Linked DNA regions of Homo sapiens: region 1 is linked to region 2. Evidence: read pairs that join two places in POLR2A ChIA-PET (ENCODE). Cell type or tissue: GM12878. All regions are shown on one strand. Links, peaks and the distances in the headings refer to the core of each region. The heading gives the core; the rest is flanking DNA. Region 1 overlaps GRIN2B (glutamate ionotropic receptor NMDA type subunit 2B). Region 2 overlaps BORCS5 (BLOC-1 related complex subunit 5).

Region 1 (5,000 bases), core at 1-5,000, 1.2 Mb after region 2:
AGTAGAATAAATTAGGTTTACTTTTTCTGAGTGTCTGAAGGAACAGAAAATTCTTTGGCAATATATGCCATGCAAGCAGGGAAGGCCTTAAGAAAGACCTAGTTTTTAAATTTTTATTTATTTATTTTATTTTAAGTTCTGGGATACATGTGTAGAACGTGCAGGTTTGTTACATAGGTATACACGTACCACGGTGGTTTGCTCCACCTATCAATTCCCCATCTAGGTTTTAAGCCCCGCATGCATTAGGTATTTTTCCTAATGCTCTCCCTCCCCTAGCCCCCCACTCCCGACAGGTGCTGGTGTGTGATGTTCCCCTCCCTGTGTCCATGTGTTCTCATTGCTTAATTCCTACTTATGAATGAGAACACGTGGTGTTTGGTTTTCTGTTCCTGTGTTAGTTTCTCACTAGTTTGTTGAGAATGATGGCTTCCAGCTTTATCCATGTCCCTGCAAAGGACATGAACTCATTTTTTTTATGGCTGCATAGTATTCCATGGTGTGTAAGTGCCACATTTTCTTTATCCAGTCTATCATTGATGGGCATTTAGGTTGGTTCCAAGTCTTTGCTATTGTAAATAGTGCTGCAATAAACATATGTGTGCATGTGTCTTTATAGTAGAATGATTTATAATCCTTTGGGCATATACCCGGCAATGGAATTGCTGGGGAAAGACCAGTTTTATAATTTGCCCACTCCTGTGAGAAACCATTTCCTTGGGGTAGAGCCCAGTAGTCAGGTGGAATCATAGTTGAAGCTCACTCTTGAAGTCATTGTTTTCTACCACAGAGATGGGCAAAAGACACAGATTCAGAAATGCTCACTGAGCCCTTACTATGTGCCTAGGAGGATGCTGGGAGCATGCTTTCAAAAGACCCACAAGGTTGGCTGCAAAGAGGTACTAGGCACCTCTTGTCTGAGAGGGCCATGAAGATGCTCTTCATCCAGGCATCCTCGGAGCCAGAGCTAGTTTCAAGGGGTCTAAGCACTGCAACTCGCCTGCTGCCCCTTCCACATCTTTTTTAGCCCTGACGTTTGACCTTCCCTCCACCAGCCCTCCTACTCCCACCTCAAAATCTCACTGAAACAAGTGAGTGCCTGGGGCAAGCAGGGTGGAAGGAGGGCTGAGTGGTGGGCTCTTGGGTGTATTTGTAGCAGTTTGTGGCTTTCAGGGCACATGTTAATCATCTGCTAGAAACAGCGTGGGCTTTGTGAGCTGGGTTTAGGAGCGAACCCTGGGTGGATGTAGGACGTGACCACTAATATTTATTGAGGATTTAGCATGCTTGAGGCACTCTTCTAAGCTTTACAAAGAGTAACTCTTTCATCAGCACAGCAGCTATAAAGTAGGTAACATTTTAATCCCCATTCTACACATTAGGAAACTGAGGCATGAGAAGGGTTTAGGAACCTAGCCAGATCACATAGCTTCTTGTCTTAGTTTTCTCTACTGCACAGTAGAGGTAGCATCTACCTAAAAGTGGGAGATGGCAAATGAGTCAAAGAATGTAAAGCATCTAGCCTGGAGAATGCCACCCAGCAGTCACTAATGACAGGTATGCTCTCTGAGACTGTAACTATTGATGTGGTTTCATGTGATTACCATGAATGAGGGCCATGGTTGCTAATATTGCAAAAGAACACATAATACAAAGGTTAATATATTTTTGGCTTTGGACTGCAATTTTCAATAGGCAGACTCCAACCTATGAACACATTGTCCTCAATAGTTCATTTATAAATCAGCTGCTCACAAACAGAAATATGCTGCCCCCAAGAAACAATACTATAAGTGGTTGGCTCATTAAAGCCAATTTAATCCAAAAGAGAGCAGAACTTTTGTGTTAATATTATTAGCTTATGTTCTTGGAACATTTACTCATTTAATAAACTTCTACAATGTACCAGGTACTGTCTCAGGAGCTGGAAAGACATAATTATTGAAAGCATGTCTCTTGCCTCAAGGAGCTTATGATTCAGTGAAGGAAATGAGCACTTGCTCAATGATTCTAGTGGAGGGTGACGGGTGTGTTTGGGCCATTGTAGGAGGACAGGGGTGGGTGTCTGGGGTGTGGAGTCTTGATAAGTTGATAGAAACAAGAAAGAGGCCCTCGCTGGCAGGAACAGGAATGAGGGTAGAAGAGAGCCATTGTTCTAAGAAGTGGCTAACAAGCTATTGTTGTAAGAAATGGCTAACCACAAACATCCTGTTCCCAAATACCTCCTTCCAAACAGCCCCAGCAGCATGAACCTATCTGCAGTAGCCTTTCCAGCATGACCCTATAAAACTCCCCTCCATCCCCTGCATCTTGGCAGACAGGCTTCTCTCTGCTGTACTGCCTGTTGCACTCTTGCAATGCACCTTTCTTAGTTTCTCTAATAAATCTGCCTTTCTTTACCCACAACTGTCTTGGTAAATTCTTTTACCACCTGTGATGTAGCCCTAGCCAGTTGCACCCATGACATGGGGGTGACAAAGGCCAGAAATGGGTAATGAAGTATTGGAGGAAAGGAAAATGAATTGCATTTGCTTGGGTTCAGAGCTGGCCCCCATACTTCATTTATCTATACCTGTACTCCACTTGCTGAGCTCTGGTGCTTTCCTAACCTCCTTTTGGGGCATCCAAGCCTGACACCCCCTATTTTCACATCCACAAAATCAAAAGCCCTGTTCTTTCGGTCTAAGTGATGACATCTAGGTGTTAAAAGGAAGATAATTTGAAAACAATGTCTTACTGATGTGTGATTAAACAAGCATTCAACTTCCCCAAAATTGTTTTTGTTGTTTATATAAAGGGTTAAACTGGAAGTTTAAATACATAAAAGCATGCTAAAAAAATGTAGTGGTCATGAAGGCCACTTTACATGGGTCATGAAGGCCCAGTTTACAGATTGCCTTGGGAACTATTTTAAGTCATTCCTCCTTCTTTACTGAACCACTAATTTTTCAGATGCTGTAAGGATAATGTGGATAGGAAGAATCAATATCATCAGAACGGCCATTCTGTCCAAAGTAATTTATACATTCAGTGCTATCCCGATCAAGCTACCATTGACTTTCTTCACAGAATTGGAAAAAACTACTTTAAATTTCATGTGGAACCAAAAGAGCCCACATAGCCAAAACAATCCTAAGCAAAAAGAACAAAGCTGGAGGCATCATGCTACCTGACTTCAAACTATACTACAAGCCTACAGTAACAAAAACAGCATGGTACTGGTACCAAAACAGATATATAGACCAATGGAACAGAACAGAGGCCTCAGAAATAACACCACACATCTACAACCATCTGATATTTGACAAACCTGACAAAAATCAAGCAATGGGGAAAGGATTCCCTATTTAATAAATGGTGTTGGGAAAAGTGGCTAGCCATATGCAGAAAGCTGAAACTGGATCCCTTCCTTACACCTTATATAAAAATTAACTCAAGATGGCTTAATGACTTAAATGTAAGACCAAAAACCATAAAAACCCTAGAAGAAAACCTAGGCAATACCACTCAGAACATAGGCATGGGCAAAGACTTCATGACTAAAACACCAAAAGCCAAAATTGACAAATGGGATCTGATTAAACTAAAGAGCTTCTGCACAGCAAAATAAACTATCATCAGAGTGAACTGGCAACCTACAGAATGGGGAAAATTTTGGCAATCTGTCCATCTGACAAAGGCCTAATATCCAGAATCTACAAAGCACTTAAATTTACAAGAAAACAAACAACACCATCAAAAAGTGGGTGAAGGATATGAACAGACACTTATTAAAAGAAGACATTTATGCAGCCAACAAACTTATGAAAAAAAGCTCATCATCACTGGTCATTAGAGAAATGCAAATCAAAACCACAATGAGATACCATCTCATGCCAGTTAGAATGGTGATTATTAAAAAGTCAGGAAACAACAGATGCTGGAGAGGATGTGGAGAAATAGGAAGGCTTTTACACTGTTGGTGGGAGTGTAAATTAGTTCAACCACTGTGGAAGACAGTGTGGCAATTCCTCAAGGATCTAGAACTAGAAATACCATTTGACCCAGCAATCCCATTACTGGGTATATACCCAAAGGATTATAAATCTTTCTACTATAAAGACACATGCACACCTATGTTTATTGTGGCACTGTTCACAATAGCAAAGACTTGGAACTGACCCAAATGCCCATCAATGATAGACTGGATTAAGAACATGTGGCACATATATACCATGGAATACTATGCAGCCATAAAAAAGGATCAGTTCATGTCCTTTGCAGGGACATGGAAGAAGCTGGAAACCATCATTCGCAGCAAACTAACACAAGCACAGAAAACCAAATATCACATGTTCTCATTCATAAGTGGGAGTTGAGCAATGAGAACACACGGACACAGGGAGGGGAACATCACACACTGGGGCCTGTAAGGGGGTGGGGGGCTAGGGGAAGGATAGCATTAGGAGAAATACCTAATGTAGATGACAGGTTGATGGGTGCAGCAAACCACCATGGCATGTGTATATCTATGTAACAAACCCGCACATTCTGCACATGTACCCTAGAACTTAAAGTATTAAAAAAAAAAAAAGCCGCTCACATGGAGGTGCCAGTAGTGCCAAGTGGAAGGGCAGAAGTGGAGTGGCTGCTTGTCTAGGCCATCTGTAACCTGGGGAAACTCATCTTGGAGCATGGGTGTATTGGATAACGTGTGATTTCAGGGCATTTCCAACTGAGAGTTGAAGTTGCATTATAAAGACTTTCTTCAAAAGGAGCTGGAGAACTGCTGTGCTTCCCAATACCAAATTCCTTTTTGCCCCATTCCAAGGCAATGCTACCACAGCTGCCTAGCGGAAATGCCCCTTACTACTGCATAAACTGTCTGGCTCACACAGAGTCCCAGCATGACAATTACATAATTGTGTTAAAAGCCCCTTTTTGATTACCTGGGTTTGAGAGGTGAGATTGAAATTCCAAGAGGAGATTCTGAAATGTTGGGGCAAGGTAACAGGGTGAAG
Region 2 (16,283 bases), core at 6,738-11,737:
TTCGCATCGATGTTCATCAGGGATATTGGTCTAAAATTCTCTTCTTTTTGTTATGTCTCTGCCAGGCTTTGGTATCAGGATGCTGCTGGCCTCATAAAATGAGTTAGGGAGGATTCCCTCTTTTTCTATTGATTGGAATAGTTTCAGAAGGAATGGTACCAGCTCCTCTTTGTACCTCTGGTAGAATTTGGCTGTGAATCCTTCTGGTTCTGGACTTTTTTTGGTTGGTAGGCTATTAATTATTGCCTCAATTTCAGAGCCTATTATTGGTGTATTAAGAGATTCATCTTCTTCCTGGTTTAGTCTTGGGAGGGGGTATGTGTCCAGGAATTTATCCATTTCTTCTAGATTTTCTAGTTTATTTGTGTAGAAGTGTTTATAGTGTTCTCTGATGATAGTTTGTATTTCTGTGGGATCGGTGATGATATTCCCTTTATCATTTGTTATTGTGTCTATTTGATTCTTCTCTCTTTTCTTCTTTGTTAGTCTTGCTAGTGGTTTATCAATTTTGTTGATCTTTTCAAAAAACCAGCTCCTGGACTCATTGATTTTTTTTAAGGGTTTTTATGTCTCTGTCTCTTTCAGTTCTGCTCTGATCTTAGTTATTTCTTGCCTTCTGCTAGCTTTTGAATTTGTTTGTTCTTGCTTCTTTTAATTGTGATATTAGGGTGTCGATTTTAGATCTTTCCTGCTTTCTCTTGTGGGCATTTAGTGCTTATGCTGTTTTCTTTGCACTTATCATGAGGATTATATTTAAGATCCTAACGTGGTAACACAATAATTTGAATTTATACCAGCTTAGCTTTCTTTTCTTTTATTTTTTTTTTTAAGTGAAAACAAGTTTATTAAGAAAGTGAAGGAGGCCGGATGCGGTGGCTCACGCATGTAACTCCAGCACTTTGGAAGGCCCAGGCAGGCAGATCACCTGAGGTCAGGCGTTCAAGACCAGCCTGACCAACATGGTGAAACCCCATCTCTACTAAAAATTCAAAAATTAGCCAGGCGTGGTGGCACATGCCTGTAGTCTCAGCTACTTGGAAGAATCGTTTGAACCCAGGAGGCAGAGGTTGCAGTGAGCCGAGATCGTGGCACTGCACTCCAGCCTGGGTAACAGAGTGAGTCTTCATCTCAAAAGAAAAAAAAAAAGTAAAAGAATAAGGAATGACCTCCAGAGGCAGAGCAGTGACAGCTTAACTTTCATAACATAGAAAAACTCTGCTCCTTTCCAGCTTAGTTTCCATCCCTTTCAGTTGTTAATGTCACAAGATAATATCTTTATACAGGGTGTGTCCAAAATATAAACTAATACTTTTTTAATGCAGTAATCTCTCAAATTATGTAAAAAAACAAAATATGGAGTTATAAACTAAAGTTACAATAACATTAGCTTTTAGACTAATTTTTTTTAATGTATCAGTCTCTTAACGCAGAAAGCCAAAAGTGGAGCTACAAACCATGGTTACAAAAGAGTTACGAACCATGGTTACAAAAACCCCTGTAAATACATGGGCTTTTTTTTTTTTATTTTTTATTTATTTTTTTATTTTTTGAGATGGAGTCTCACTCTGTCACCTAGGCTGGAGTGCAGTGGCGTGATCTCGACTCACTGCAAGCTCCGCCTCCCGGCTTCACGCCATTCTCCTGCCTCAGCCTCCCAAGTAGCTGGGACTAAAGGCGCCCGCCACCACGCCTGGCTAATTTTTTTGTATTTTTAGTAGAGACGGGGTCCCACCGTGTTAGCCAGGATGGTCTCAATCTCCTGACCTCGTGATCCACCCTCCTTGGCATCCCAAAGTGCTGGGATTACAGGCATGAACAGTACATGGGCTTTTATAATTTGCCATATATTTACCTTTACTGAGATCTTTATTTCTTCACTCAACTCTCTAGTGTGCTTTCATTTCAACCTGCAGGACCCCCTTTAGCATTTCTTGCAGGGCAGGTCTAGTATTAAGAAACTCCCTCAGCTTTTTTTTTTTTTTTTTTTTTTTTTTTTCCTGACTGATACGCTTAATTTCTCCCTCATTTTTGAAGGATAGTTTTACTGGATATAAAATTCTTGGTTGACAGGTTTTTTGTTTTTTGTTTTTTTTTCTTTTAGCAGTTTACCACCTTATGGCCCCCTAGGTTTCTGATGAGAAATCTGTTGATAATCTTATTAAGGTTCCCTTTTATGTGATAAGGTGTTTTTCTTTTGCTGCTTTCAAATTTCTCGTTGTCTTTTTGTTTGTTTTTTGAGACAGAGTCTCAGTCTGTCACCCAGGCTAGAGTGCAGTAGTGCAATCTCAGCTCACTGCAACCTCTGCATCCCAGGCTCAGATGATCCTCCTGCCTTAGCCTCCCAAGTAGCTGGGACTACAGGCATCTGCCACCACGCCTGGCTAATTTTTATATTTTTTTGTAGAGATGGGGTTTTGCCATGTTGCCCAGGCTGGTGTCAAACTCCTGACCTCAAGTGATCTGCCCACCTTGGCCTCCCAAAGTGCTGGGATTACAGGCGTGAGCCAGTGTGCCTGGCCCTTTCTAAAGGTTGATTATAATGTGTCCTGGTGTGGGTCTCTGAATCCTGTTTTGAGTTTGTTGAGCTTCTTGGATGTTTGTATTCATCTCTTTCATCAAATTTGGGATGTTTTTGGCCATTGTTTCTTCAGATGTTTTCTCTCCCTTTCTCTTTCTGTTTTCCTTTTGGGACTCCCACAATGCATACGGTTATCCACTTGATGGTGTCTCATCAATCCCTTAGATCAGTTCACTTTTCCTTAATCTTTTTTCTTTCTGTTCCTCAGACTAGATAGTATTCATTGTACTCATTATTCACTCATTCTTTCTTCTGCCTGCTCAAATCTGCCTTTGAATCCCTGCATTGAATTTTTCGTATCAGTTATTTCAGTTCCAGAACTTATTTTTCATTTCTTTTTAGGTTTTCTGTCTCTTTATTGATATTTTCCATTTGTTTATACATTGTTTTCTTGGCTTTCTCCATGTCTCCTTTAGCTCTTTGAGCATCTTTAAGACAGTTGTTTTAAAGTCTTTGTCTAGTGGATTTGCCATTGTCTTTTTTCAGGGACAGTATCTGTTGGTTTATATTTTTCCTTTGAATGAGCCATACTTTTCTGTTTCTTTGTATGACTGGTGATTTTTTTTTTTTTGAAAATTGGACATTTAAATCCAGTAATATGGTAACTGTGGAAACAGATTCTCCCCCTTCTCTGGGTTTACTGTTTTTTGGGTTTATTTTTGGTATTTTGATTGTTACAGGATGTGTCTGTGCCAAGAATCAGCCAGAGGTATACATGTTAGGTCTCCTCAGATCTTTTCTGAGCCTGTGCTCTTCCCTGGGCATGCATAGCAACTTTCTAATTTCCCCTATATATGTGGTTGCTTTTGAATATCCTGGTCTTTAATGTCCGGGTCCCAGAGAGGGAAAAAGAAAAAAGTGAAGGAGGGTGAAAAAAATGCTGCCCCCTTTAATCCTCTGAAAGTCACTTCAGCGTGAGTGGGAAGACCTTGCAGCAGTGTGGTGGAGGTGCAACAACAGTGATTACCGTCTGTGTCTCTGTCTGCACCTTTGTGATCAGAAGCAGCCAACATTGATCAGAGCATAGATTCATATTTAGAGGACAGGGTCCTTTTCTCCCCTGCTGTCTCCCACAAACTGTGTGCAAGCCACTCCAGGAATAAGTGCGTAGCTGCCTGCAGTGGGGATGGGAGCTTTGAGATGGCTGGTGCTATTATGATGACAGCTGAAATAGACTGAAAGTAATTATAATTCATCATCCAGGCCTTCCTCTGGATGTTGCAAGCCTTCAATAGACTCTAGAGCTACAAAATAGTTACATCAGACAGAGTGCACCAGTGCAATTATTTAGTTGGGAAGATAAATTCCTGGTGCTTCCTACCACAGTCTTCCCCAAATTCCCTTTTTAGTTACTTTTTTTAGGAACCCCCATACTGTTTTCCCCAGCAGGTGCACCATTTTACATTGTCACCAGCAATGCACAAGGGTTCCAAGGATATGGAGAACATCCTTGCCAACACTTGTTATTTTCCATTGTTTGGATAATAGCCATCCTAATGATTAAGTGGTATCTCATTGTGTTTTGTATTTCCCTCATGATTAGTGATGTCGAGCATCCTTCATATGCTTATTGGCTGTTTGTATATCTCCTTTGGAGAAATGCCTATTTAAATCCTTTGCCCAATTGTGTGGTTTGTTGTTTTATCTTTTTAAATTTAGCTCCTTTTCATATTTGCCTTCCTTATAAATAACTCCTGCTTCTTCTGGTAATCTGCTTGAGGAATGAGATCATTTCTTTGCTATTTCCTACAGTGCTAGTACATAGTAGTGTGTGCCTGGTAAACACTTATAGTGGTAGGATAGGCCAGTCATACAGCCAGCTTTTGAAAGCCTGCTTAATTGACTACTACAGTTGGTGACTGGGGACTTTGAGACAGTGAGGAAATTAACACGAATTGTGTGCCTCCTCTTTGCTAGGTGCTGTGGTAGGCATAACTTTATATAGTTCCCATAATACTCCTTTAATATGTCACACTTACAGATGAAGGATTTGAATTAAGGGAAGTTAAATTTAGACTCCCTCAACATCACACAGGTTTTAAATGGCAATCCTTGGATTCCAATTCCGGGTCTACCTGACTCCAAACTTTTTCATTATACCATGTGGTCTCCCTTCCCTAGTCTGGTAAGTTCAAACAGAGAGCAAGCCTGCGAACCTGGAAATTGTTTAGGGCAGATGAGCAGTTGAACATTTACTTAATAGGAGACAGAGAATCGTGCTATATTGCCGAGGCTGGCTTTGAACTTCTAGGCTTAAGCAGTCCTCTCACCTCTGCATACCAAGTAGTTGGTAACTACAGCCTATTCCATTTTACTTAATTATTCAAGAGGAAAAGGTAGAGATTGTGAAATGCTAATTTTATAGCAGTGAACAGGATTCCTCGAAGACACTGAGGTGTGTCGTTTGTGGATACTGATGACCTTTGGAAATACTGTGTCTACTTTTGGGTGTGACATCCTCTGTTCTTGTTTCTTTGGTACCATAAATTAGGGCCACTGGCCATGGCCAAATGGGTGCCTAACACAGAAGGATGAAGTGCTTTTCATTGCTTACCACAAATTCCCTTGAACCCTTTACTTCTCTGAGACTTAAGAAATGCAAGAATAAAGGGAACAGAGTTTTATCAAAATCCTATTGTGTGCTAGGCAAACCCTAGAAGGGACATGATTATTATCTTGCTTTTACATATGAGAAAATTGAGGCTCAAAGATGTAAGATAAATTGTCCAGATTCACACAGCTAATAAATAAGGGAGCTGAATTCAGCTTTTTCCATGCTGCCTCCATTAAAAAGTTCCTCTGTCTTGCCCTCTGGTGGGTTTCGGAGGTCCTGGGAGAAATGTTTGTATCCTCACCAAACATTGTGGTGGGTGGCATCTTACATGGGGCTTGTTCTGCACTTGCAGTTTCTTCTGCCACATGGTTTAACCAGAGCAATGATGACTGCCGTTGCCCCCTCGAGGTTAGCACTCCTCTGAGGTCACAGGGTGGGGATAAATGTTCTGAAGGAATCAGCCTTAGAAAGCACACTTTTTCTAAGTATCCCGAAGGAATCAATCACTAACGCACATCACAAAATTCTCTCCAAGTTGGGAAGATGGTTTTAGACTTTCTCTTTCTTTTCTTTTTTTTTTTTTTTTTTTTTTTTTGAGGTGGGAGTCTCGCACTCTCGTCCAGGCTGGAGTTTGGTGGCACAATCTCGGCTCACTGCAAGCTCCACCTTCCAGGTTCACGCCTTTCTTCTGCCTCAGCCTCCCAAGTAGCTGGGACTACAGGCACCCGCCACCACGCCCAGCTAATTTTTTGTATTTTTACTAGAGATGGGGTTTCACCGTGTTAGCCAGGATGGTCTCGATATCCTGACCTTGTGATGGGCCCGCCTCGGCCTCCCAAAGTGCTGGGATTACAGGCGTGAGCCACCGCGCCCGGCCAGACTTTCCCTTTCTTTAAGAAGAGAAGGGAGTGCCTTTGAGAACTAGAGTTTAAGTAAAGGATACATATAGCTTAAGTGCTTTTATCTTTGAAATATACTATGACCAATAGACTCGAAAATTTCTTATTGTTTTTGGGGGTATCATAGTCAATTTGGGCTCCTATAACAGAATACCATAAACCGGGTGGCTTAAACAGCAAGCATTTATCTCTGATAGTTCTGGTGGCTGGGAAATCCAAGGTCAAGGTGCCGGCAGATTTGCCTCTGCCGAGGACCTGCTCCCTGGTTTGCAGATGGCTATCTTCTTGCTGTGGCCTCACATGGCTGGGAACAGAAAGAGTGAGGGGAGGCTCTCACATCTCTTCTTCTAGTGACACTAGTCCCATTCATGAAGCCTCTATACTCATGATCTACTCACCCACTAAGGTCCCCACCTCCTAATACCATTACACTGGGGATTAGGATTTCAACATAGGAAATTTGGGGAAACACAAACATTCAGTCCATACGGGGGAATTTTCTTTTTTCAGAATCTGTTGTTTAATTATACCTTCACAGTAACTTTTGTCAAAGTTATATTTAATTTCTACTTCCTGGATTCTGTAGCAGTAAATGGAGCTCGTTATGTGTCCCAATATTTGTAATACTGATTTCTAGTCCTAGAAGTATCTAAGCCTCTCAGAGTTAAGGAATTCGGTTTGGTAATAGGCTAAGCTAATAGCCATATGGCTCTGCACTGTGCTATAGAGAAACTGTGGGTTTCCCCCCACCTGACATCTCAGAATGAAAAAGATCACTCTGCAGAATATTTCCCACACTTCTAACCCTGATGATTTTTCCACTCAACATTTTACACAAAGAGGTAGGTACAGATGGTAGTTTGCTGGATCTCTGGAATATTCAGTCTTGGTCTTCACTCACTCCCTGGAGCCTACTCCTCATTTTTGTATAAGCAAAGTGGTTTAAACAGGGTCTTAGGAAATATCTCCAGTATTTACCATTTGCAAACCTAACCCTTAATATATGGAATCTGTTAGATCAGGTTTTTAACTCAGTAAACATCTTTGGGTGCATCCCCGTATTAAACTAAAGAAGAAGTAGAAAACTGAAGGCAATGGCCCTGTTGCTTAACTGTAAGGAACATGTAATTTAGAAACTTCTTCTCTTTAACATGGAAAACTAACCATAAGTATGTGGATCAACGTTCTTCTTTATGGAGTATTAGGAGTGAAGTGTCATGATGTTATGGTGTTTTTAACGGCTCAGCAAAAGAAAAAAAATTATATAGTGAGATGAAGTAGATATGACAAAATATTAGTTGTTGAATCTAGGTGGTGGGTATTTGGGTATACATTTTTCCCCTACTTTTCTACATTTAAAAATTTTCATAATAAAGGGTAAAGCAGAAAAATCCTAAGTGTAAAAAACATTTATAAAACTATACAAAAAATAATTTCAAGGTTCATTCTCTATTAATGGTATTGGAGTTGGTAGGAAATAATTAAAATAGGAGTATAAATCCAGAAGCCCGCAGAGGCCAGGCAGGTAATGTGGGTGAGTGGAGCTGCCGGGCATTGGACAGGAGGGAGATGGTGGGGACTGAGCAAACAGGCAAGTGCACAACTCATTGAAAGCATTCCAAAAATTTAAAAAATCTTAATGCTCATTCAGAATGAAACACTTCAGAGGACTGGAAGTTTGTGGTCTCCTAAAAATGACAAAATTTACCGTCTCTAAATTTGCCCAGCTTTCTGTCCTTCTCCCTCTTTTCAGAAGATCCAGGAGAGGCGTAGCTATCAATACGAGAGGGAGATGGTTTCCTGGCACAAGAGGGTGATGGGAAAACATTGTGTTCAATGCCTCTAGAATTTGCCTGGGTTGCCACAACTTTGTTGCTTCAGGAATGGAAAATGTGGCCCATCTTCTTATTTTCTCTGTCCTGTCTTGCTCCTGCTATGACCCGGGGCAGGATTTGCGGTGGGTTTATGGAGATTCCTATGAGTCAAGGAAGCACATTCTGAGGATAGAGTCATGCACCTGGGTTTTGTTTTTAGATGGTTAGAGGGAGGCTGCAATTGTGATTTATAAGAATGACTTAAAGTGTAATTCCTTTGATTTTGAAGTTGGCTAGGCAACTTAATTTGAACATCCTAGTGTGCCTATTAGACCTGGCAACCTTCTCAAAATCCCCCTCCTACTTCCCTCGTTTCCCTCACCCTCCACCTTTTTCTCAAGAGGTAGAAGTGAGAGTTTTGTTTTGTGAGCTAAGGTTGGGTTCTGGGCCCTCTGCTTCAGCCACCTGGCAGCTTGGGCTGGCCCTGTAGCCTTCCTCCACTTCATTCTGCGATTCAGGCTCCCAATAGTCTTCTGAAGCACCGGAGAGCTTCCTCATGCACCTTAGAAGAGCAGATTCAGACTGAGACAAGGACTCGCTCTTAGGCATATATGCAGCCTACAGAGATCCTGGGAAGCCTTTTTCCTCCTAATATCTTCCTAGACTTATGCTTTCCTTGGAATTCCAGCAATAGAACTGCATACTCGTACCCTAATCAAGAACCTTTTATGTACTAGGTGCTCTACTAGACATGAGATAAAAAGATAAGCAAAACGTGGTCCCTGTCTTCAACCAGCTCACCATTTGTTATACCACTTTAATCACCTTAGAGAAAATTTTTTTTTTTTTTTTTGAGACAGAGTCTTGCTCTGTCACCCAGGCTGGAGTGCAGTGGCAAGATCTCGGCTCACTGCAAGCTCTGCCTCCTGGGTTCACGCCATTCTCCTGCCTCAGCCTCCCGAGTAGCTGGGACTACAGGCGCCTGCCACCACGCCTGGCTAATTTTTTTATATTTTTAGTAGAGACGGGGTTTCACCATGTTAGCCAGGGTGGTCTCGATCTCCTGACCTCGTGATTCGCCTGCCTTGGCCTCCCAAAGTGCTGGGATTACAGGCGTGAGCCACTGTGCCTGGCCGATAAAATGTTTTAAGATGTGTTCGGCCATATGAACTTTGGTGAGAATTAAAGATGAGGTTTTTACTTATGGAGTAGGGGGCACTTGGGATGGGTGAAGAAGGGAGAACTGCCCTGAAGTTCTTACTCATAGATGAGGAAAAACCTCAGCTTTTTGTTAAAATGAGTTTATTTATTTAAAAAATATTTAAGGGGGAAATGCATTCATTTGGTTAAAAAAAGTTCTGTTAAAAGTATACTATGAAATTCCCCCTCTTTACCCCTTGCCTCCATCTAATTCTTATATATCATTTCAGAGTTTATTTATGTAAATATAAGTAAATCTGAACATATACTCTTGTTTACTTGCACCCCAACCCCCATTTTTATGCAATGATAGCACACTCTATGCATCTATATACCTTTTAAAAATTTTATCTTATGGAGGTTTTTTTCCATGTAAGTACATAGAGAGCGCCCTCATTCTTTTCTTTGTTCATGTAATACTATTTATAGATATACCCTGATTTAATTAACAGGCCCTCTATTCAGGGACATTGTGGTGTTTGCTGACCTTTGCTGTTACAGTCACTGCTGCAATGAATACTCTTGTATATACATCATTTAGCTTGTGTGCTACTGTGTGTGTAAATTCCTAGTGGTGAAGCTGTTGCATCAGAGGCTATGCATTTGTAATTTTGTTATCCATGCCAAATTGCCCTCCTCCATAGGGTGTTAACAACTTACACACTAAGCAGCAAAACCTCTTTCCTCACAGCTCCACCTACAAAGTATTTTTCATGCTTTTCGTTTTTACCAATTTGACAGGTGAAAAATGGGCTTGTGGTAAAGTTTCAATTTGTTTTTCTTATTATAAGTGAGGTTGTGCATCTTTTCTTATAGTTGAGGTATTGGTATTTCCTTTTCTGTGAAATATCTTTTCATAACTTTTGTTCATCTTTCTTTTGCTAATTCTTTTTTTTTTTTTTTTTTGAGACGGAGTCTTGCTCTGTCGGCAGGCTGGAGTGTGGTGGCATGATCGCGGCTCACTGCAAGCTCCGCCTCCGGGTTCAAGCGATTCTCCTGCCTCAGCCTCCTGAGTAGCTGGGAATACAGGTGCCTGCCACCATGCCCAACTAATTTTTGTATTTTTAGTAGAGACGGGGTTTCACCATGTTGGCCAGGATGGTCTTGATCTCTTGACCTCGTGATCTGCCCGCCTCGGCTTCCCAAAGTGCTGGGATTACAGGCGTGAGCCACTGCGCCTGGCCCTTTTGCTAGTTTTTAATTTGCCAATTTCTTTTCTTGTTTTTTTAGAGATGGAGTTGGATCTTGGCTCACTTCAGCCTTTGCCTCCCGGGTTCGAGAGATTCTTCTGCCTCAGCCTCTCAAGTAGCTGGGACTACAGGTGCATGCCACCACACCCACCTACTTTTTGTATTTTTAGTAGAGATGGGGTTTCACCGTGTTAGCCAGGCTGGTCTTGAACTCCTGACCTCAGGTGATCTGCCCGCCTCAGCCTCCCAAAGTGCTGGAATTATAGGCATGAGCCACTGTGCCCAGCCTTATTTGCAATTTCTAGGCACTCTTTATATATTAGGAAGTTTACCCTATGTGATATGAGTTATCACAATAGGAGGAAAAAGGCTTCCTGGGGTCTCTGCAGGTTTTTTATTTTCCTCAGATTTTGGGTATTCTTTTTGTATTTTAAATTTTAACTTGTGTTTGTTGTCATGAGGAGTCTTGGTTTTTGTATTGTTGAATTTATCAGTGTTTCCTTTATGGCTTTTGCATTATCCTGGTCCACTGTTAATGGCACAAAATCGTTCATTCCTTTTTCCATGGTGCCTCCTTCCTCTTTTCCTCTTTCAATTTCGGATTGACAGCAAAATGCTTTTGGTATCTTCTCCCAAGTTTGCGTTCCTGGAAATGTATTTCTTGTCAGTGATAGGGTAGCCCTTGATAGTTTTGTTAGGAGATTTTAGTGGTCTGTAGCATTCCCATTTTCTTGGTACAGGCACTCTGGGAAACTGACAGTTTCTTATAAAACTAAACATGCAATTACCATATGACCCAGCAATTGCATTCTTGGGCATTTATCCCAGAGAAATGAAAACTTATGTTTACACAAAAACCTGTACATGACTGCTCACAGCAGACTTGTTTGTAATAGCCCCAAACTGGAAACAGTCCAAATGTCCTCCAATGGGTGAATGGTTTAACAAACTCTGATACATATATACCATGGAATACTACTCAGAAATAAAAAAAGAATTAACCATTGATATATCAACAACATAGACACATCTCTAAAGTTTTATGTTGGGCAACTAAAAAGATTCAATCCTAAAAGCTTACATCATGTATTATTTCATTTATATAACACTTTTGAAAGGACAAAATTTTAGAAATGTTGAATGGATTAATGGTTGCCAGTGTTTTAAAGATGGAAAGGGGGATGAGAGAAAGAGTGGGGTAGGTATAGTTACAAAAGCAGCACAAGAACTCTTTGTGGTGATGGAACTTTTCAGCATCTGACCATGGTGATGAATACATGAACTTGTGTATAGGAAAAAAAACTAAATACAGACACAAATCAGTGCAAATAAAATGAGGAAATCTGGGCTGGGCACAGTGGCTCATGCCTGTAATCCCAGCACTTTGGAAGGCTGAGGCAGCTGGATCACCTTAGGTCAAGAGTTTGAGATCAGCCTGGCCAACATGGTGAAACCCTGTCTCTACTAAAAAATGCAAAAATTAGGCAGGAATGGTGGCACATGCCTGTAATCCCAGCTACTCAGGGGCCTTGTTCAATTGCTTGAACAAGGTTTCAGTGAGCTGAGGAGATCATTCCACTGTGCTCCAGCCTGGAAGACAGAGCGAGACTGTGTCTCAAAAAAAAAAAAAAAAAAAAAAAAAAGGAAATCTGCCCGGGTGCAGCGGCATACTCCTGTAGTCCCAGCTACTTGGGAAGCCAAGGTGGGAGGATCTCTTGAGCTTAGGAGTTTGAGGCCAGCCTCAGCAACAGAGGGAGATACCATCTCTAAACCAAAAAAGGGAGGGATGGGTAGGATCTGAATAAGGTCAGATTATATCTATGTCAATATCCTGGTTGTGATATTGTACCATAGTTTTACAAGATGTTTCCATTGAGGGAAATTGGGTAAAGGGGACACGGGATCCTATACATAGGATCTCAATAAAAATTTCAATTAAAAAATTCCCAATTTCTGCTAATACTGGATTCACCAAAACATACTGCCTGGAAGCAGGTTCAGGTCAAGTAACTGGTGCTCTCCTGTGTTAGGACTTGTAGTGCAGCAGCTGAGCAGTGGAATGTGGAGGAGCCTAGCAGTGCCTCGGGTTCCAGCCCTGTATGCTGCTCTGTCTCAGAAGATCTGAGAGCATCGACCAGCATTTCCCAGGATTCTCTGGGACAACCTAGCTGGGTAGCCCTTCATACAGCCTGTCTGGAGGGAGAGAATACTGGCTTCAGCTCTAATATATCAGAACAGTGTGGTGTGGATGTTGGTGGTTGGGGACAGTGAGGGGTGGACATTGGTGGTTGGGGTCGGTGAGGAAGGGTTCCCAAGATGAGCTTTGGCCAGGTGAGGTGGCTTACACTGAGGCGGGAGGATCGCTTGAGCCCAGAAGTTCGAGACCAACCTGGGCAGCAAAACCCTGTCTCTACTAAAAATACAAAAACTAGCTGGCTGTGGTAACAAGTGCCTGTGGCCTCAGCTACTCTGGAGGCTGAGGTAGGAAGATTGCTTGGGTCCAGGAGGTCGAGGTTGCAGTGAGCTAAGATCACGCCACTGCACTCCAGATGGGCAACAGAGCAAGACTCTGTCTCAAAAAAAAAAAAAAAAAAAAAAAGCTTTGCTGTGCCCTGCACGTGACCTACTGTCATATGTATTCTGTGTTCCTTGTGCTGTAGCATTGGCTCTGCTGTGAGACAGAATGGTCTGGCATGTGGTAGGGCGATCACTGGGATCCCCAAGACCCTGCTAGGGAATCTCTGAGGTCAAAACTATGTTTGTAATAATACTTAGACATTATTTGCAAAACATGCTCATTCTCTTACAGAAGTGTCCAGTGGAGTTTTCCAGAGGCTAAATGATGTGAAATAGCAACAGATTAAATGCAGAAGCAGCTATGATATTCCAGCTGTTTTCTATTAAGGCAGACATTAAAAAGACATTAATAAAAATAAACCAGTGGCATCATTTCACTTTTTTGGTTTGGAAGAATATTTTCCTTAAAATGTTATTTTTGTTAATGTATAAAGGGGTTATCATTATATTTAAATGATTTAATATTTAAGAATGTTCTCAGTTTTAATTTTTATAGGTGAATATCAAAAGATAAAACTCACATAAAAGCTCTTTGGGGTCCTTGGTAATTTTTGAGAGTGTAGAGGTTCTGATAATTGAGAACTGTTGATTTGGCAGAAAGCAATAGGCTTAATTTCTAGACTGGGCTTTGCTTTGTGAATGTGGGCATCATTTGGCCTCTTCAATTGATTTCTTCTCCTGCAAATGCTATTAATTGCCCTGCTACATACCTATAAAAATATAATCCCCTATGCAAATACAGGGGAGATTAATGGTTACCTGGCTAAGCTGGTGTTGAAAGAAAATGTAAAGAATGAGTTTCTGGCCTGTTAGCTGACAGTCTGTTTACTTGTTAAATGTCTCCATTTTAGCATCTCCTAGCAGTTTCTGTATACATTTGATTTCTTTTTCTCAGTTTTTCAGACAACCATTTTAATTATTTTTAAAAATTATATTCCCACATTTTCAATTAATAAGGGATTTATATTCCTAGTACCTTGAAGTGATGTGATAAGGTCAGGAGCTCTGTTCTTGGAGAAACCACTTACTAGCTATGTGACGTTTGGAAAGTTACTTAACTTCTCTGTGTCTTGGCTTCCTCCTGTGTAAATGGAGCTAATAATACCTCACTTTCCAGGGCAGCTGTGAATACGAAAAATCGTGCACAAGAAGCACTTAGCAAAAGTGCTTGGCACATAACAGATGCCCCATAAATAATAATTGCAACGATTGTCATTAACATATAACAAAAGATGCAAGATTAAATTGAAGTCTTACCCTGTCTTCAGTGAACTTGTTAAACTACTTTATTCACAAGTTTATTAGCAGTAATTTTAATTTCATTTCATTTTTTTCTCCTTTGAAGGGCTATTGAGTGGCCAGACTTCCCCAACAAATGCCAAATTGGAGAAACTGGACTCTCAGCAGGTGTTGCAGCTCTGCCTCCGATATCAAGATCACCTGCATCAGTGTGCAGAGGCCGTTGCTTTTGACCAGAATGCTTTGGTTAAACGAATCAAAGAGGTAATGTGCTGCGGGAAAATAACATTGCTGACTGGTTGTTGTGATTCTCTGCAACTCTGGATGCCATCTTAAGACTTGACATTTGTCACTATTGCTTTGAGGAGATTGCTTTTTCCCAGCAGTAAAATGTGATGATGAAAAAAGTGGTCCACAGAGCTGGGCTAATTTAGAGTTTGAATTCTGATCACCACTGATTTGCTTGGCCAAGTTGCTTAACTTCTCTGTCTCAGTTTCCTCATGTGAAAAATGGGGCTAATAGTAGTAACTTACCCCAAGGGTTGAGTGACAGATTGCTTAGTAAGTGTTAGCTATTATTAGTGCATGTAAAGTCCTGCCATACTAATTTGCTCTAGCCACCATTCTGTCTTTGAATTGACTTTAATTGTTTCCTGTGTATAATTTATATTTTGTTTCCCAGTAGATTAAAATTTCTTTCAAAGCAGGAGCTTTGATACGAAAAGCTCCAGTGATTCTTAATGGTTTTATGGAAACAATTACGCCTATTTAACCCGCAAAGTTTTTAAAGGAAAGAAGCAATGTAATTCATGTGAAAGTACTTAGTAAACTGAAGCACATGATGCAAATGTTGTGTAATTATCAATCTCAGTAAATAGGTACTTCCTTTAAGCACTTAAATGTATCATTGACCAGCTGCTGCACAGCACAGTTCTAGGGGCATAAAGGAATAAGTAAGTACATTTTCCAAAGTTTCCAGTCAAGAAAAACTTTATATTCCTGATACCTTGATGTACTGTAATATCAAGGAAATGTTAGGAGCTGTTTACTGGAGAAACCACTTCTGTGAATGGCACTCCCAGATTTGTTTAACAAAGTGGCCCTTTAACTCTGGTGAGAGAAGATGGACATGGAGAAACAAGTGATGGAGCAAGAATCACTGCAGATTAACAATTTGTATTTAGCAATGGAGGTAGTGTATCCTTGAGATTACAAAGCAGTCATTAGTTATATTGACAGATTTAAATTTGCCAACACCTCCAACATTTTAGTGCTTAGCTTTCATAAAATGTTGCATGCATATACTCTTCTCTCATGGGTTAAATACTATTATTTGGAAAACTATTAAACATGACCTTTGATATTGCTTTTCATTGATGTGGCTTTGCAAATATTATAAACTTATTTTACTATATTATGGTCTACCAAGCTTTACTTTCCAAACATGACTATTCATTGGCATCATGTGAGTTTTTTGTTTGTTTTAATACTGAGTTCTCCCCTCCTCCCAGTAAGTCTAGGTGTGGTCTGTGAATCATTATTTTAATAAGATGTTATGGTTTGGCTGTGTCCCTACCCAAATCTCCTCTTGAATTGTAGCTTCCATAATTCCCACATGTCATGGGAGGGACCCAGTGGGAGGTAATTGAGTCATGGGGGCAGGTCTTTCCCATGCTGTTCGCATGATAGTGAATAAGTCTCATGAGACCTGATAGTTTTGTAAAGGGGAGTTCCCCTACACAAGCTCTCTTGCCTGCCGCCATGTAAGATGTGACTTTGCTCCTCATTCACTTTTAGCTGTGATTGTGATGCCTCCCCAGCCATGTGGAACTGTGAGTCAACTAAACCTCTTTCCTTTATAAATTACCCAGTCTTGGATATGTCTTTATTAGCAATGTGAGAACAGACTAATACATAAGTTTACCAAATGATACAATGCCACCCTCTATTACCCAGGATTTGGGAACCAGTGGTCTTAAGCACTATTTCTAAAATAAGTTCTACAAAACTAGTCCCATATAAAGAGGTCAAACGATTTGCATATTCCCTCACCACCCCTTGGAAAGTCACAAAGCGTATTATCTCACTTAAAGTTCTTAGGAGTCTCACAATAAAGAAAGCCAGACTTTTGAAACTTAGTTGACCTCAGAACACTTATCTTAGGTAACATTTATTAATGTCCCATAAAGTAGTGATTTTAGAACATTCTTTGGGAAATGCTATTGTAGACAT

What was found. Peaks named below come from ENCODE experiments on the same cell type or tissue, not always from the same donor. Only the 100,000 strongest peaks of a DNase experiment are listed, where the experiment ranks them.
Region 1: POLR2A ChIA-PET joins it to region 2 with 9 read pairs; 1 of 35 experiments calls an interaction of 5 or more read pairs at or near these places.

What each region holds. Positions count from the first base shown.
Region 1 is chr12:13,590,112-13,595,111 of GRCh38, forward strand. All of the region lies in intron 10 of GRIN2B (glutamate ionotropic receptor NMDA type subunit 2B), which reads right to left. The region is part of intron 1 of LOC105369668 (a long non-coding RNA gene); the gene reads left to right. Among named protein-coding and RNA genes, the nearest start is that of LINC01559, 220 kb to the left of the region's middle. In GM12878, for the core only: no CTCF peak of the experiment used is centred there; DNase peaks (open chromatin) are centred at 2,140 and 2,630.
Region 2 is chr12:12,421,471-12,437,753 of GRCh38, forward strand. It overlaps BORCS5 (BLOC-1 related complex subunit 5), which reads left to right. Exons shown (of 4, transcript NM_058169.6): 3 at 14,158-14,315. Among named protein-coding and RNA genes, the nearest start is that of BORCS5, 73 kb to the left of the region's middle. RefSeq lists a silencer at 10,945-11,239. In GM12878, for the core only: no CTCF peak of the experiment used is centred there; a DNase peak (open chromatin) is centred at 9,736; H3K27ac peaks cover 447 bases.